Linked DNA regions of Homo sapiens: region 2 is linked to region 1. The links are chromatin loops, found by intact Hi-C in ENCODE. Cell type or tissue: dorsolateral prefrontal cortex. All regions are shown on one strand.

Evidence for each region. A loop is a pair of places that touch in the nucleus more often than their neighbours do. Peaks named below come from ENCODE experiments on the same cell type or tissue, not always from the same donor. Only the 100,000 strongest peaks of a DNase experiment are listed, where the experiment ranks them.
Region 2: it touches region 1 in a loop (3-fold over the local background); 64 of 110 quality-filtered maps call a loop at or near these places.

What each region holds. Positions count from the first base shown.
Region 1 is chr11:117,222,313-117,230,312 of GRCh38, reverse strand. PCSK7 (proprotein convertase subtilisin/kexin type 7) reads left to right here. Exons shown (of 17, transcript NM_004716.4): 3 at 457-936; 4 at 1,963-2,097; 5 at 2,991-3,156; 6 at 4,292-4,382; 7 at 5,558-5,612; 8 at 6,097-6,235; 9 at 7,005-7,105. The coding sequence starts at 469. Among named protein-coding and RNA genes, the nearest start is that of PCSK7, 5.8 kb to the left of the region's middle. In dorsolateral prefrontal cortex, a CTCF peak has its summit at 3,695 (motif pointing right); a DNase peak (open chromatin) is centred at 3,772; H3K4me3 peaks cover 43 bases; H3K27ac peaks cover 2,031 bases.
Region 2 is chr11:116,876,714-116,884,713 of GRCh38, reverse strand. SIK3 (SIK family kinase 3) reads left to right here. Exons shown (of 25, transcript NM_001366686.3): 7 at 7,672-7,790. Among named protein-coding and RNA genes, the nearest start is that of APOA1, 43 kb to the right of the region's middle. RefSeq lists a silencer at 4,610-4,659. In dorsolateral prefrontal cortex, CTCF peaks have their summits at 4,482 and 4,682 (motif pointing left); a DNase peak (open chromatin) is centred at 3,353; H3K27ac peaks cover 6,823 bases.

The DNA of each region.
Region 1 (8,000 bases):
AGGACAACTGGACTGAGGAGTCAGCTAGGGAAAGATTTATGTCCCCTCTAAATGTAGGGGTGAAGGGGTTGTCTCTGCTAAAGAACAGTCACGATGCAGCCAGTAGTTTGTGGAAGCGATGTGTGCTTTGAGCCCTGTGGGTGGCAACAGGGGTTGCTCGCAGTGCCTGTGAGCAACTGGACCTCCTGCTGGATTAGCTGGTGTCGTGAGGATTGGCTGTCTTGCTGTGGGAGGCCATCCGCTGGTGTTAGTGCTGGCCCACACTCCACCTGGGGGCTTATCCCTGTTGGTCAGGGATAAATGTGAACAAAAAGAGAAGATCAAATGTTTCACAATTTAAAAGGCATGGCTTAGGGACTTCCAGGGGGAACACATGGATGGCTCAGCATCTCCCTCTCAGATTCCTGCAGTTACCAGCTCTTTGATCTCTTCCATATCCTTTTTCTTTGTCTGCAGTCCACTGCTCTGATGCCGAAGGGGAGGCAGAAAGTGCCACACTTGGATGCCCCCCTGGGCCTGCCCACCTGCCTCTGGCTGGAATTAGCCGGGCTCTTCTTACTGGTTCCCTGGGTCATGGGCCTGGCAGGGACAGGTGGGCCTGATGGCCAGGGCACAGGGGGGCCGAGCTGGGCTGTGCACCTGGAAAGCCTGGAAGGTGACGGGGAGGAAGAGACTCTGGAGCAGCAGGCGGATGCCTTGGCCCAGGCAGCAGGGCTGGTGAATGCTGGACGCATCGGAGAGCTTCAGGGGCACTACCTCTTTGTCCAGCCTGCTGGGCACAGGCCGGCCCTGGAGGTGGAGGCCATCCGGCAGCAGGTGGAGGCTGTGTTGGCTGGGCATGAAGCTGTGCGCTGGCACTCAGAGCAGAGGCTGCTAAGGCGGGCCAAGCGCAGCGTCCACTTCAACGACCCCAAGTACCCGCAGCAATGGCACCTGGTGAGTCCAGTCCTGCAGTTTGCAGTTTCAGGTGGGTAGGTTCCAGTCCAGTTCTTTAATGGGCTTTTGACTATATCACTCTTCAGTCACCTCCATCCTTTGCCTGAGGGACCATTTCCCGGTTCTGTGGTGTTTCCCTAGGCTCTCCCTCCCTTCTACTGTCTTCTAGAGGCCGGTGTTCTACAGTGCTCAGGGCACAGATGGTGCAGCCAGGCTGCCTGGGCTCATGGTCCAGCTCTGCCACTTACTAGCATGTGCATTTGGGCAAGCTGCTTAAACTCTGTGCCTCAGCTTCTCCATCTGTAAAGTGGAGATTGTAATAGTGCCTACCTCATAGAGTTATGGTTAGGGTAAGTGAATGTATACATGTGTAGCACTTAGAACCATGCCTGACACATGGTAAACACTATGACATAAGTGATACGATACTACCATTGGCATAAGAGGTGTATCATCTGGCCCGGTGCGGTGGCTCACGCCTGTAATCCCAGCACTTTGGGAGGCCGAGATGGGCAGATCACGAGGTCAGGAGATCAAGACCATCCTGGCTAACACAGTGAAACCCTGTCTCTACTAAAAATACAAAAAATTAGCCAGGCGTGGTGGCAGGCGCCTGTAGTCGCAGCTACTCGGAAGCCTGAGGCAGGAGAATGGCGTGAATCCGGGAGGCGGAGCTTGCAGTGAGCCGAGATCCTGCCACTGCACTCCACACTCCAGCCTGGGTGACAGAGCAAGACTCCGTCTCAAAAAAAAAAAAAAAAAAAGAAGTGTATCATCCAACCCTTCACCCTAGCTACCATTTTATCCCGAATCCCCCATGACTGATGACAAACTTTCCTAGAATCCAAGGCTGTGGCAGAGCTCTCACCTGCTCCTCCTTGACTCTGTTCCCACCTGACCTATTGGTCTGCAATCTGTCTGGCTCTTTGGTGGAGGCCAAGGGTGAAAAGGGGCTGCTAGCTATAACTTCATCTCCCTCTGGGCTGTGCTATGTGTCACTGTATTCCCATCCTGTCTCTCTTACAGAATAACCGACGGAGCCCGGGCAGGGACATCAACGTGACGGGTGTGTGGGAACGCAATGTGACTGGGCGAGGGGTGACGGTGGTGGTAGTGGATGACGGAGTGGAACACACCATCCAGGACATTGCACCCAACTATGTGAGTGGCCCTGGAACGACACCCCTCACTCCCCACGTCTTACCTCCTTCTTGATGTTGCCTCAGTCTTGTCCCCTTTTCTAGAGGTCTTTGGGCCAAATAAAAGAGCCTGGGAGGTGGGATGGGGTTCATCCTCTTCTTTTCCCTAGCTAGCCAGTCAAGGCACAGCAGGTGGCTCTAACTCTAAGAACAATCCTGCTCTCAGTTCTAGTCCTTTTCTGAGGAGTAAGGAGTGGCCCCTGCAGGCAACTTCCCTCTTGTTGGAAATCCGAGTGCCTTCCTCTCTCTAAAGCGTGGCCTCTAGGGAGCCCTACCTGCCTTTTTTCCAGGTTTCCCAAGCCGTGGAGCTGTAGGCACATTCGCATAATGGGCAAGAGAAGTTTGCTGGGAGCTGTGGCACTTCTCAGTTTTGCCCCAGTGTCCTTTGCTCATATCTTTTAGCCAGTGTGGTTTGCAGATAGAAATGGGCTTATTGGGTCCGGGCGCGGTGGCTCACGCCTGTAATCCCAGCACTTTGGGAAGCCAAGGCGGGCGGATCAGGAGGTCAGGAGTTTGAGACCAGCCTGGCCAAGATGGTGAAACCCCGTCTCTACTAAAAATACAAAAATTAGCCAAGTGTGGTGGCGCTCACCTATAGTCCCAGCCACTCGGGAGGCTGAGGCAGAAGAATCGCTTGAACCTGGGAGGCAGTTGTTGCAGTGAGCTGAGATTGTGGCACTGCACTCCAGCCTGGGCAACAGAGTGAGACTCCATCTCAAAAACAGAAACGATGAGAAATGAGCTTATCGCCCTAGCTTCGATTCCCAAACTCCCATTTCCTTTCTGTCCCTGAACCCCAGGACCTGATCCCCTCTAACCAGTGAATGACCACATGTCACCTCCAAAATATTTCAGAGCCCTGAGGGTAGCTATGACCTCAACTCTAATGACCCTGACCCCATGCCCCACCCGGATGTGGAGAATGGCAACCACCATGGCACGCGATGTGCAGGAGAGATCGCGGCTGTGCCCAACAACAGCTTCTGTGCCGTGGGCGTGGCCTACGGGAGCCGCATCGCAGGTAACTTGTGCCTCCAGCCTAGCCTTGGTAGGCTGCTCCTGTGACCACAGTCTTCATTTCCTGCACCCCTCCCTACTCTGAAACATCTTTATCCCATAGCCCAGCTGACACACATAGCATAGAGCAAGGGTGAGTTTATAATAGGTGTCTGTAGGACATATCAGCTCATTGATTTTTCAGTGCAGTGGTGTTTCAAACATGTTTTTCTATTTATAGTTCCATAAATTACAAAGTGCCTTCTTGTCGGTTTTTCCTCTATGATCCGATACGTCTATGGTGGCAGCCTTTGCATTTCCCAGCTCCCCAGCTCCCCAGCTCCCAGTCCCACTGATGGTCACGGGCTGCTCTCCATCCTTTTGGGGGAGCTGAGCAGCCCTATTCCTCCCTGGAGGTGGTTCTGTGGTTCTTTCACACTCAACGTCTGTCCATCAAGGCAAAAGGTGAAGGGAATGAATGGGGAAGCCCTCACCATAACTCCTTATGTGCTTGGGAACCTACAGACTGAACAGACTATTCCTCTTATACTCCAGCAGAGGGCAGTAGCTCTCCATAAATGAGACCGGAGGAGCCAGAAACCCTGTCCAAGTCCCTTCTCTGAAAGTGCCACAGCACTGCAGCCTGGGCGACAGAGCCAGACTTTGTCTCTCTCTATATATATATTTTTTTGGTGGGGGGACAAGTAATACGTATACATGGTGTAAAAATGCAAAATGGGCTGGGCGTGGGGGCTATGGGGATCACACCTGTAATCCCAGCACTTTGGGAGGCCAAGGCAGGCAGATCACTTGAGGTCAGGAGTTCGAGACCAGCCTGACCAATATGGTGAAACCCCATCTCTACTAAAAATACAAAAATTAGCCGGGTGTGGTGGCATGCGCCTGTAGTCCCAGCTACTTCGAGGCTGAGGCAAGACAATCGCTTGAACCCAGGAGGTGGAGGCTGCAGTGAGCCGAGATCATGCCACTGCACTCCAGTCTGGGTGACAAGTAAGACTTTATCTCAAAAAAAAAAAAAAGCAAAATGTACAAAGAGCATGTAGGGAAAAATAAGTCTCCCACATATGGCTCCCCACCTCCCAGTTCCCCGGCTAGGAGACCAGCATTAGTGAGGAGCTGCTGTGGCCTTCATTGCCTAGGTATCCGGGTACTGGATGGACCTCTCACAGACAGCATGGAGGCAGTGGCGTTCAACAAGCACTATCAGATCAATGACATCTACAGCTGCAGGTGAGGCAGAGCTGCAGATGAGAGGGCAAGAGCCTGGAGCACCTGGGACAAATCCGCCAACAAAATCCCAACCAGTGGGCTGACTTAGGCCGGAGCAGGGGTCTCCTCATTGGGTTCAGCTAATAAGTCCATTGCCTTCATTTCTCTAGATTCCCAGCCACTGGGCACTCAACCTTAAGCCCCCGTCACCCCCGTAATCAGATTGCCACATGAGAAGCCCTGGCCTGTGCACATTTATTTGTTTTCTAAACTCCTAAGGCCTCTGCAAGAAAGCGGGCTTTCTTCTCCATCCACAGGCCAGCTGAATGCCCAACACCAATCCCCCACCCCACGCCAATGCACTGCACCTTCAGGGCATGGCTGTGCTGGACTGGACAAGAAGGAAATGGGGTTGGGGGCCCACATGGCATTGATGGCACCTGTTCCTCCCCCGACATACCTCCCTTAAATCCATGACATCATCCACAGGGTACACTTCCCGATAGAGACAGAATAGAGAACTCCTCAACCTGAGAACCAAGAGCTTCCACAGAAGTTCATGGGCGCTCTGCCTTCTACCCTACGAGTTGGGCCAGGTGCGGTGGCTCACGCCTGTAATCCCAGCACTTTGGGAGGCTGAGGCATGTGGATTGCTTGAGGTCAGGAGTTCAAGACCTGCCTGACCAACATGGTGAAACCCCATCTCTACTAAAAATACAAAAATTAGCCAGGCTTGGTGGTGGGCACCTGTAATCCCAGCTACTCCAGAGGCTGAGGCAGGAGAATCGCTTGAACCTGGGAGGTGGAGGTGGCAGTGAGCCAAAATCGCGCCATTGCACTTCAGCCTGGGCAACAGAGGAAGACGCCGTTTCAGGAGAAAAAAAAAAAAAAAAAAAGGTCTACATGTCTCTGATCCCTAGATCAGGAGATGAGTGACCTCTGTCCCTCTCTGCCACTATGGGCTATGGGGACATTCACAAGGAAAAGAAGAGCCTTAGCACACTTCTGTTTTCCACTTTGGAGAGGGGATGGACCTTTGAACCCTGTGCCTTTTAATCACGGAAGCCTTTAAGTGGAACCCTTGGGAGGAGTTAAGAGCTGCAGGTCAAAGGGCAGCCAGCTGAGACTGGGAGGCGCTGGGTGGGTAGCCGCAGCCTGGCTCTGGCTGTCCCCTCTAGGTATTTATTTCTCAACAGCTGGGGACCAGATGACGATGGGAAGACAGTGGATGGCCCCCATCAGCTTGGAAAGGTAACTGGCCTGCACAAAGACTCTGAGAAACGGGATGCCCTCTTCATACAGTCCCGGGAGAACTGCTGCAAGTTGACCCATCTTCCCACTCCACCTCCACGCTCAGTCTCCTTTCAGGAAGAGAACACCTAACGTCGGGGCAGGAAGCCTAGGGGACGTTTGTTCCTAGAGAGGGAAATGGAACAGTGCTTTGAGATTGTTTCCCTTTCATCTTATCCTCAGCTCCCATGCCTGGCCCCACCCTGTCCTCTGATAAGCAGAGGGTGTCCATCAGTCATCATTCAACTCACAGCTGCCCCACATCCTGGGTCAACTCACAGCTCCCTCACATGCGGGGTCCATCTTCCAATCTTTCCCCCATGCCCAGTGCCCTTTGAACTTTTTTCCCTTTGTTTCTAGAAGGGGTGGAGAGGGTGACTGATGTGGTAGGCGGAGGTCTTTCTGTGGGTTCCTCAACTGACACCCTGATGTTTTGGCTCCTCAGGCTGCCTTACAACATGGGGTGATTGCTGGTCGCCAGGGCTTTGGGAGCATCTTTGTGGTAGCCAGTGGCAACGGAGGCCAACACAACGACAACTGCAACTACGATGGCTACGCCAACTCCATCTACACCGTCACCATAGGTAGTCACCCAATGTTTCTGTGCTCCTGTGTGTGTGTCACCGAAGGGTTAGGGCATCACACGTCTTGTCCTAGCTTCTGTGTGTGTCTAAATGTGTGAGCACAATAATCTCTTTGGGCTCAGATAGGACTAGCCCTGCTTGCAGAGGACCTTGGGACTTCTTAGATGTCAGCATACCCTGGGAACACCTTCAAGCCATCATCTGGAGATCACCGAGCTGCCTCCACCCCACCACAGCTGGTTAGGCCTCTGCTCTGGCCTGTCTTTCTGTGGGCCACCTTCTGCCTGCTGGAAGCCTCCCCTGACTCCCCACAGGCCTAAATTAAGTGCCCTTTGCCTGTGCTCCCAGTTAGCATGTGTTTATTTACTTACCTGACTTCTACCTGACTCTAGGCTCCTCGAGACTAGGACTGCGGCCTTTTCCATATGGCCCTGATGCCTGGCACGGGTGTGACCCACAGTAGATGGGTAATGAATGTTGAAAACAGTAAGCATGTGAATGAATAAGTGGGTATGAAGGTAGAAGGCTGCCAGTTGTACCCCAGAGCCTACTGAAAGAATGGTATTGCGGCACAGAATGCCCTCTGCCACTTGAGACTGCCTGTTCAGAAGAGGATCAGGACTGCTCTGAGGGACGTGGGCCGCTCAGATCATGTTTCAAACTCAGGACAGCCCCCCAGGATGGTAACTCCAAGATAACTGACATTAGCAAGCCCCTGCCACAGGACCCCCTCTGCATCTCAGCTCTAATCTCCCTCCTCTGTCCCTAGGAGCTGTGGATGAGGAGGGACGCATGCCTTTCTATGCAGAAGAATGTGCCTCCATGCTGGCAGTCACCTTCAGTGGTGGGGACAAGATGCTTCGGAGCATTGTGAGTGCCTCCCGGGCCCTCCACGGCCTGCCCCTTTCCCACAAGACTTCACGTCTCAGACATCACAGCGCTTCTCACTGTTCCCTGCTTCCCCGCCCCAACACTCAGGCTCCTCTTCCCCCACAGAGCTGGATGTCTTAAGGCATGCCACCCTTGGAGTAGTAGACTCGGGGACTCTGAATACATCTTGGGAATGCTTTTATCTTAGAAATTTGGATTTAGGACGAATATACATATTTTTAGAAACTAAGTGTCACATGGGGCCAAACATGGTGGCTCACTCCTGTAATCCCAGCACTTTGGGAGGCCAAGGCGGATGGATCACTTGAGGTCAGGAGTTCAAGACCAGCCTGGCCAACATGGTGAAACCCTGTCTCTACTAAAAATACAAAAATTAGCCTGGTGTGGTGGCGGGCATCTGTAATCCCAGCTACTTGGGAGGCTGAGGCAGGAGAATCGCTTGAAACAAGGAGGCGGAGGTTACAGTGAGCCAAGATTGCACCACTGTACTCCAGCCTGGGTGACAGAACAAGACTCCTTCTCAAAAAAAAAAAAGAAACTAAGTGTCACATGGATTAAACAACTTTTTCACACTCAAGGAAATGCACAAACAACTTCTTTGCAGTGTCTTCCTTTGGTAAAATTTGGGCTTTTGCTAATTTCTGTGGACTTAAAAAAAACTCCTAATTCCATTGCCCTTCAGCTCTTAGGTAAATACTGTGAGTTCTGGTCATGTGCATCTTCAGGAGGAAAGCTAGTCTGGTTGTCGTTTTTATGGGATGAGTGGGAAGAGGAGTGGGGGAATGTCTCATGTCAACACCAGAGAGAGCTCTTTCTCTGGAGCTATAATTGGAGCCATAGCAAATGAAATTCGAGCAGGGTCATGGAGCTTCTC
Region 2 (8,000 bases), 350 kb after region 1:
TTTGAGGCCGGGAGATCAAGGTGGCCAGCCTGGGCAACATAGCAAGACCCTGTCTCTAAAAAATAAAAATAAAAAAAATAGCCAGATGTCACTTTGGGAGGCCGAGATGGGCAGATCACGAGGTCAGGAGATCAAGACCATCCTGGCTAACACGGTGAAACCCCACCTCTACTAAAAATACAAAAAATTAGCTGGGCGTGGTGGCATGCACCTGTAGTCCCAGCAACTCAGGAGGCATATTATCGTTTATGAGGCAGGATAATCATTTGAACCCGGGAGGCGAGGTTGCAGTGAGCCGAGATCGCACTGCTACACTCCAGCCTGGGCGACAGAGCGAGACTCCATCAAAAAAAAAAAAAAAAAGCCAGATGTGGTGGTGTGTGCCTGTAGTCTCAGCTACTGGAGAAGCTGAGGCAGGAGGATCACTTGAGCCCAGGGGTTCGAGGCTACAGTGAGCTATGATTGCACCCAGCCTGGCCAACAGAATGAGACTCCATTTCAAAATAAAAATAAATAACTAGTCCTTTAACTTGGTATTTAGAAATGTTTATTTCTATTATAGCAGTAATATGTCAAAATTTAATGTATAGAATAAAAGCATTCCAATCCTTATAACACCATTGTTCTAGCAGTACCCAAAATAACAAAATTTCAGTGCAACAACAAAATCCCTGTATTTTGTATTATTATAGTTAACATTTATACAATCTCTGAATGTATCTATAGGTTAGCACATTTACTGTATGTTATTTATATATACAAATGTCATTTTTTTTTTTTAAGACAGAGTCTCACTCTGTCACCCAGGCTGGAATGCAGTGGCACAATCTCGGCTCACTGCAACCTCTGCCTCCCGGGTTCAAGTGATTCTCCTGCCTCAGCCTCCTGAGTAGCTGGAATTACAGGCACACGCCACCATGCCTGGCTAATTTTTGTATTTTTAGTAGAGACTGTGTTTCACCATGTTGGCCAGGCTGGTCTTGAACTCCTGGCCTCAAGTGATCTGCCTGTCTCGGGCTCCCAGAGTGCTGGGATTATAGGCGTGAGCCACCATGCCGGGCCCAAATGTCTTATTTTGAGGACCATTTGTCTATTTGTTTACATTTTTAAATAGTGACTATGTTAAATAAATAGGTTTGATCTTAGCTGGCAGTTGACATTGACAGTGTTTCTTGAGCGTATTAATAAAACATCATTTTTAGGGCTTAGTCCACAAGCAGAGTGAAGATTCCTAACTCTGGCTGGCTTCTTAGCAAAAGAAGGTATCTTGGCAGAAAACACCCCTGGTTTCTTATTGATTTACTTTTTAATTATTTCTGCAGGGATCATAGCACTGCAAGATAGTCACACTGTTCTGTCCATGTTATAACAAGATCAGGACATTATAACAGACTTTATTTTCTTTTCATGAGGAAAAACAGCATGTTTTGTGTGCAGTTTGTCTTTTAGGAAAAGGCAGGCAGCATTAAAGAGGTGCTCTGAGACAAACATTTTTTAAATCCAGAACATCTAAAATACAGGGATAGACTCTTATCAAAGCCATGTGGCTCCATCCTGAGATTGCTGTTGCAGGCCATCCATTGGTCTTGTTCTGTTTGCTATAATAGCATCACTTCTCCCCCAGGGCTGGTACCCGAGCTGGACAAAGTGAGTGGATAACAGCATCAAGCAGTGTATTGCATAGCATCCTTGTTCTGAAAACTTTAAGACTTTAATGTCATTTAACTTTTAAAAGGTTTTTGTCAAGTAATTCATTTTCCATAGAAACATGTTTCAGAGATTTAATCGCCAATTTATTTTTGTTTCCTTTTTAGATTTTGAAATTTAGAAAAAATAGAACCCTCTTTGAAGTGAGAATTGTGCCAGAAGCAATTCATTACTAAGAAGTAAACATTTTTAAGAAGTTTGTTTAAATTATTGAAAATATAGAACTCTTGGGCTGGGTGCTTTAGAATTACCTTTGAACACACCTACCATTGACTGGACCAAGTACATAAGAAACTAGATCATCCCCTTCTTCTGAGCACCTGTAAGCAGCATGCACTTTCTTGCCTGCAAGAAAGCCTTTCTGTGCCTTCTGGTACACAGATGTCTTCTGTTTCCACCAGCTCAAAGCAGCTTTATGTGGTCAGAAAGAATCCATGACTCAGTTTCTTCTATGCCATTGCTCACCACAGAGCTGGAAAGGATTGTTTTGCCATGTTCTGTTCTTTGGTGTCACATGCAGGGTTTCAGGGACAAATGGCTTTCCCTCCTTCATAGGATCAGCCTGAAGAGTCTGATGATCTGGTTCCTTAAATTTTTACCTATCTCCTCTTATCTTTGATCCTTGATTCGGGAAGCCTTCTGTTTCAAGCCTTCCATCATAGTCTTCATCACCTTGCAACAACTAGAGTATATAAATAAGTTTGCTCTACCACAGTGTATTTAATCCTCACCAGCAAAATTATGAATAAGACAACGCTCCCCATTTAGTGTTCTCATGTCCCTGCCTCATTAATCCATCCAACTTGCCGTCTCCCCTTAAAGCTAGTTCTTGGTCTTTGCACCATCTATTTGCCTGGCCCATTTTGTACTAACCTAGCTTGTGGGTGATTCTGTCATGATGGAACCTGTGAAGATGACATGGCATCTGATCTGCCAGAGGAGAGAATTGTTTTGGTTTGTTTTCATAACCCAGAATACCAATAATGTGTTTATTTTAGGTACCATGTAGGTTAAGAGCTCCCTGGAGTAAGACTGACCAGAATTTGTATTCTGCTTTGGCCTCTTATTATCTGATCAAGTTTCTCAACTTCTCTGATTTTAAATTCTCTTTGTCTATAAAATTGAGATAATAGTATTGGGTTGGTTTGTGAAGTAGATGCTTAAATTAACTTAAAGGGTTTAGCACTTTGCCTATCATGTAAATGGTCAATAAATGTTAGTAATGATTAAATAATATTGTTGAATGAATTGCTCTATTAGTCTTTCATTCTCTTCTTCCCTATTTTTTTTACTCTTTTCTATGTATCTTTCTCTCATTTTTGCTCTCTTGGTATGCCAAAGGGACATTACTATTTTCAGTCAAATCCACACGGCTTATGGAGAAGACTTATCTCCCAAGAATTGTTTTGGTTTGTTGTAACCACTTAGAGAAATTTGTTTTATTATCAAGGACAAAAAAAAAGAAAAAAAATGTTGCTTTCACAGATACGGACTCACACTGGCTATGTCAACTTAATTCTCATTTTAGGACCCTGCCCATACAGCAGCTCTCTCCCCACAAAGTCATCCAAATGCCTGGCAGCGCAGCAGGGCAAGGCCTGTGCTGAACATCCTCTAGTTAACGTTCTGTTGGCAGATCAGGTTTCCTGGGCCCACAGTGACTCTCACTGCGGAGACCGCTTGGCGTCTTGCATGGAGCAGATGAAAGCAGCTCTGAAGGGAAGCTGCTTCTCTGGCACACACAAGCAGAGGAGCATATTCTTGCATTGCCCAAAGTGGTTCAGTTTCATTTAGCATCAGAGGCCCTGCCTTTTGGGTGGGAGCAAATAATGGGGCCCTTTTATTTTTTATTTATTTATTTATTTTATTTATTTATTTTTTTAGAGACGGAGTCTCGCTCTGTCGCCCAGGCTGGAGTGCAGTGGTGCGATCTCGGCTCACTGCAAGCTCCGCCTCCCAGGTTCACGCCATTCTCCTACCTCAGCCTCCCGGGTAGCTGGGATTACAGGTGTGTACCACCACACCCAGCTAATTTTTGTATTTTTAGTAGAAACAGGGTTTTACCATGTTGGCCAGGCTGGTCTCGAACTCCTAGCCTCAAGCAATCTGCCCACCTCAGCTTCCCAAAGTGCTGGGATTACAGACGTGAGCCACCATGCCTGGCCAACAGGGACCTTTTAGACAATAAAATAGAGTAGTTCTTGGTATCTGGAAAAGTTGATGTTTTGTTTAATGTGAGGGCTCCATCTTTCCATGCTTGTAAATTGAATGTCCTGTGGGTGATTGTGTTCTTAGGTTTGAGAGCATCTATTCCCCTCGTTTTCACCCTGTTTCCATGTTTTATGTAGAATGGTGTCTTCAAATCTCATCTGAATTTAATTTCATGAACTACATGACACTTAGGAAATATGAATTGATGATGATACTCTAGCTTTCTGCATTTTGTCATATTTTCCATCTGCACCACATATGAAAAATGTTAAATTTCTGTTCCTTGGCACGTTCGATATTATGTAGGATAGTCAAGATTAAAAAGCTCTTGCCCTTGACACTGTAACCAAGAATTGTTTTGGTTCTTAATCTGGGGCCTGTAGACACCAGGGTCTGGGGGATCTATGCAGGCTTCATAGGACATCGTTGAGTAGTCTAAAGTTACATGCAAGGTCTTGTGTATAAATTCTTGTGCAGATTTTTTTTTTTTTTTGGAGAATTTTCAAGGCATCTGAGGCCAAATAATGGTTAAGGATGACTGAATAGAGGTTTCAAGATCCTGAAATTGAACTAGATATATCTTCTAATTAGGAATTATTATGGTACTGTTTTTGGTTTGGTTGTGTGTGTGGTGGTGTTGTTGTTATTGTTGTTTGCTTTTAAGGAAATTGCCTTGGAAAAAATCTGTTTTAAAGCAAGCCTGTAACTGAACACCATTCAGCTTTGGTCATCTTATGCACTAAATTGTGTGTGGAGACCAAAGGAAAACAGGAGAGTGCCATCTAGAGGCCTTAACAACAGTTTGGTCCTAGCCTTCTCCCTACACAGGAGTCTTTAACAACTTCCTAAATTAAGAACACTTTTGTCCTCTTAAGTAACTGCAAACGATAAACATATGTGTCAATGACATTTATAATCTATACAGGTGCTGCTACAGTTGTGGCTCTAGCCTTACTACTCTGGAAATGTAATTTTAATAAAGCGTACTGTTGTAGATGGCATTTACTTTATTCTATAGGAATGTAGAAGTCTTTGAGATGTACACTGCATTTGAATATAGTTTTAATTGTAAAGCAACAACAAATTGATGCCTGATGTAAGAAATCATTTTGATATAGGAACTTTGTTGTATTATCTTTTGAAGTTAGAGTAAATTAAAATAAGAGTAATTTATCTTAGTTACTTGTAGTATTCTTTTCACAACAGTAATATAGAATGGTGTTTGCCAAATGGTATAGAAATTGAAGAGTTGAATTCACCCTAGAAAAGTAGATCAATTTATATCCATGTGGAGATGTATAATAGGGTAGTCAAGAGCACAGCTTAGAAGTCCCAACTTTACCATTTCTTTGCCATGTTGAATATGTTAACTTTCAAAATCTTGTTTCTTCTTCATTTATAAGTGGAGCTAATTATAGTCTCTAAGTTAAGGTTGTTGTGAAGGTTAAATGTAATAAAGTTGGTAAGCACAGTGCTTGGTATATCAAAAGTAGTTTTTTGTAATAATGTCTTACTGTTGTTGTTATTTTCACTGGCCAGTTTTGTTTTCAGGACGGTTGTGATTAAATAGAAGCAGAAAATTTAAAAACCTATAGAAAATTTTATTTTAAAAAAATTTTCACAATTACAATCTCATTTGATTAAATACTCAACAAATATTTATTTACATATTCAGTAGATATTTATGCAGCTCCTAAGTGTCTAGATATAATAACCATTTTAGGTACTGGAGAGTTGATACTGGGTACAACAGAAAGAAAGACATGGGCCTTGCATTGCAGTGGAGGAGTCAGACAATAAGTAAATACATAAACAAGATGGTTTCCCAAAGAAATCATTTGCGTGAAGACAATGAATGTGATGTAATAGAGAGTGACTGGAGGCCCATCTTAGAGTAGATGGTTAAAGAAGAGCTTTCTGAGGAAGTGACGTTTAAACTCTTACCTGAATGACAAGGAGCCAATCATATGAAGATCTGAGGAATGGCCATTTCCACTAAAGGAAAAAACAAACAAAAAAACACATGTAAAGGCCATTGGATGAGAGTGTGTTAAACATGTGCAAAAACTAGAAATGTGCATAGTGGCAGGAAACCAGGTCAGAGAGGGAAGTAGGGGGCCAAGCGCGGTGGCTCACGCCTGTAATCCCAGCACTTTGGGAGGCTGAGGCAGGCGGATCACTTGAGGTCAGTTGTTCGAGACCAGCCTGGCCAACATGGTGAAACCTCGCCTCTATTAAAGATGCAAAAATTAGCTGGGCGTGGTGGCACAGGCCTGTAATCCCAGCTGCTGGAGAAGCTGAGGCAGGAGAATCACGTGAACCCAGGAGGCGGAGGTTGCAGTGAGCCGAGATCGCACACTGCACTCCACAGCCTGGGTGACAGAGCGAGACTCTATGTAAAAAAAAAAAAAAAAGGGAGAGAGAGAAGTAGGAGCCTTGGAGGCCCAGGACTTTAGATTTCATTCTGAGGGTTATGGGAAGAGATTGGAGAGTTACAGGCAAAGTGGTGATATGCCCAAATTTATGCTTTGGAAAAATTCCTTTTGCCTCTCTATAGAAAACAGATTGTAATGGAGAAAGAATGGAAGCAGAAAGACCGGGTAGGAGACTTTTGCAGCGTGTAAGTCAGAAATGGTGGCTTGGATAAAGATGTTGAATTAATGGTTCAGTGCTGAATTAGTGTTGGGGGATTTGGATCCCCCAACAACTCTGCACCACAGGGGCAGGGTAGCATTGTGGTTAAGAGAACCAGGTGAAGAGTCAGGCTATCTGGTTTGACTTAATAGCCATGTGACCTTGACAAGTTTCTTTACCTCCCTGTGCCTGGTTTTTGCTATTCCTAAAATGGGAACAATGATAGTACATTCCTCCTAGGATTGCTGTGTAGATTAAATGAGGAAATAATAATTGTAAAATGCTCAGAAGATGCATCAATAGTGCTGTTTTGGTATCATCATCACTGCCTTCATCACAACTATTACTCTCATCACCCTCAGTAGCCACATTTTATAGATGAGAAAACTTAGAGGGTGGTTTTGAAATCAGAATATACGTTTCTTGATTTTGAATCCATTGTTCTTTCTGCAATGTAATCTGTAATACGAGCTCCCAGAGAAAAATTTCTATAGATCTGAATATCTGTAGCTCACAGCCCAGTTTTAAATACCTATGACTATTTAAATAACATTGAGAAGAAAATGATAAATAAGGCTAGCTGAATCCCAGGGCATAGGAGAGAAGTAGCCTGTGGCTCTCTCCCCACACACCTTGTGCCATCAGAAATTCAAGTTCCCTGAGTTTTGAAGAAGGGTATTGCACACCTAAGCCAAAAGCATTAGTATGCGCGTGGTGGTACATTTAGGAGGATAGAACTGAATATTTTGAGAACCTTGTAAGATACTGAATCTCTTTAGAGGCCATTCTACTCTTCATTACTTGTGTTAAATAGGGCCATATACATAATATAAATAAATGAAATCCATGGATTATCCCCAGACCTTTTCTGGTCAGCCTTTTGGTGAAGGCAACAACCAGACTACCACACTTGAGTTTCTTTTTCTCCACCTCTCTCTGCCTTTGCTTAGCCCCTTCTGGTGGCATAAGCAACAGAATAGGTAAGGATCAAAGAGCAAGAGAGACAAAATTAGAAGCAGGGAGTTGGATAGCCTCCCTGCTGGCTTTGCCCCTGGTTCCTCTACTCCCCTGGTGCCTCCCCTCACCAGAGACTGAAGGCAGGCTGTTTGTCCATTGCAGAATGTGAGCATTTGATCCGCCATATGTTGGTGTTAGATCCCAATAAGCGCCTCTCCATGGAGCAGATCTGCAAGCACAAGTGGATGAAGCTAGGGGACGCCGATCCCAACTTTGACAGGGTGAGCTGGGAACCGCTGCTGCAGGGGACTCCTCTGAAAGCTGCTGCAGCCTCCTTTGCATGTGATTGTAATCAGGCCATAACCTGAAAGGCGGACACTGGGAACAAACTATTATGTAACACTAAAGCAGCACGTGAAGCAAGCAAGAAGGAATGTAAAACCAGTTAAACTGCTGGAGAATAGTGATCATGGTTCCCTACCATGTGTCCC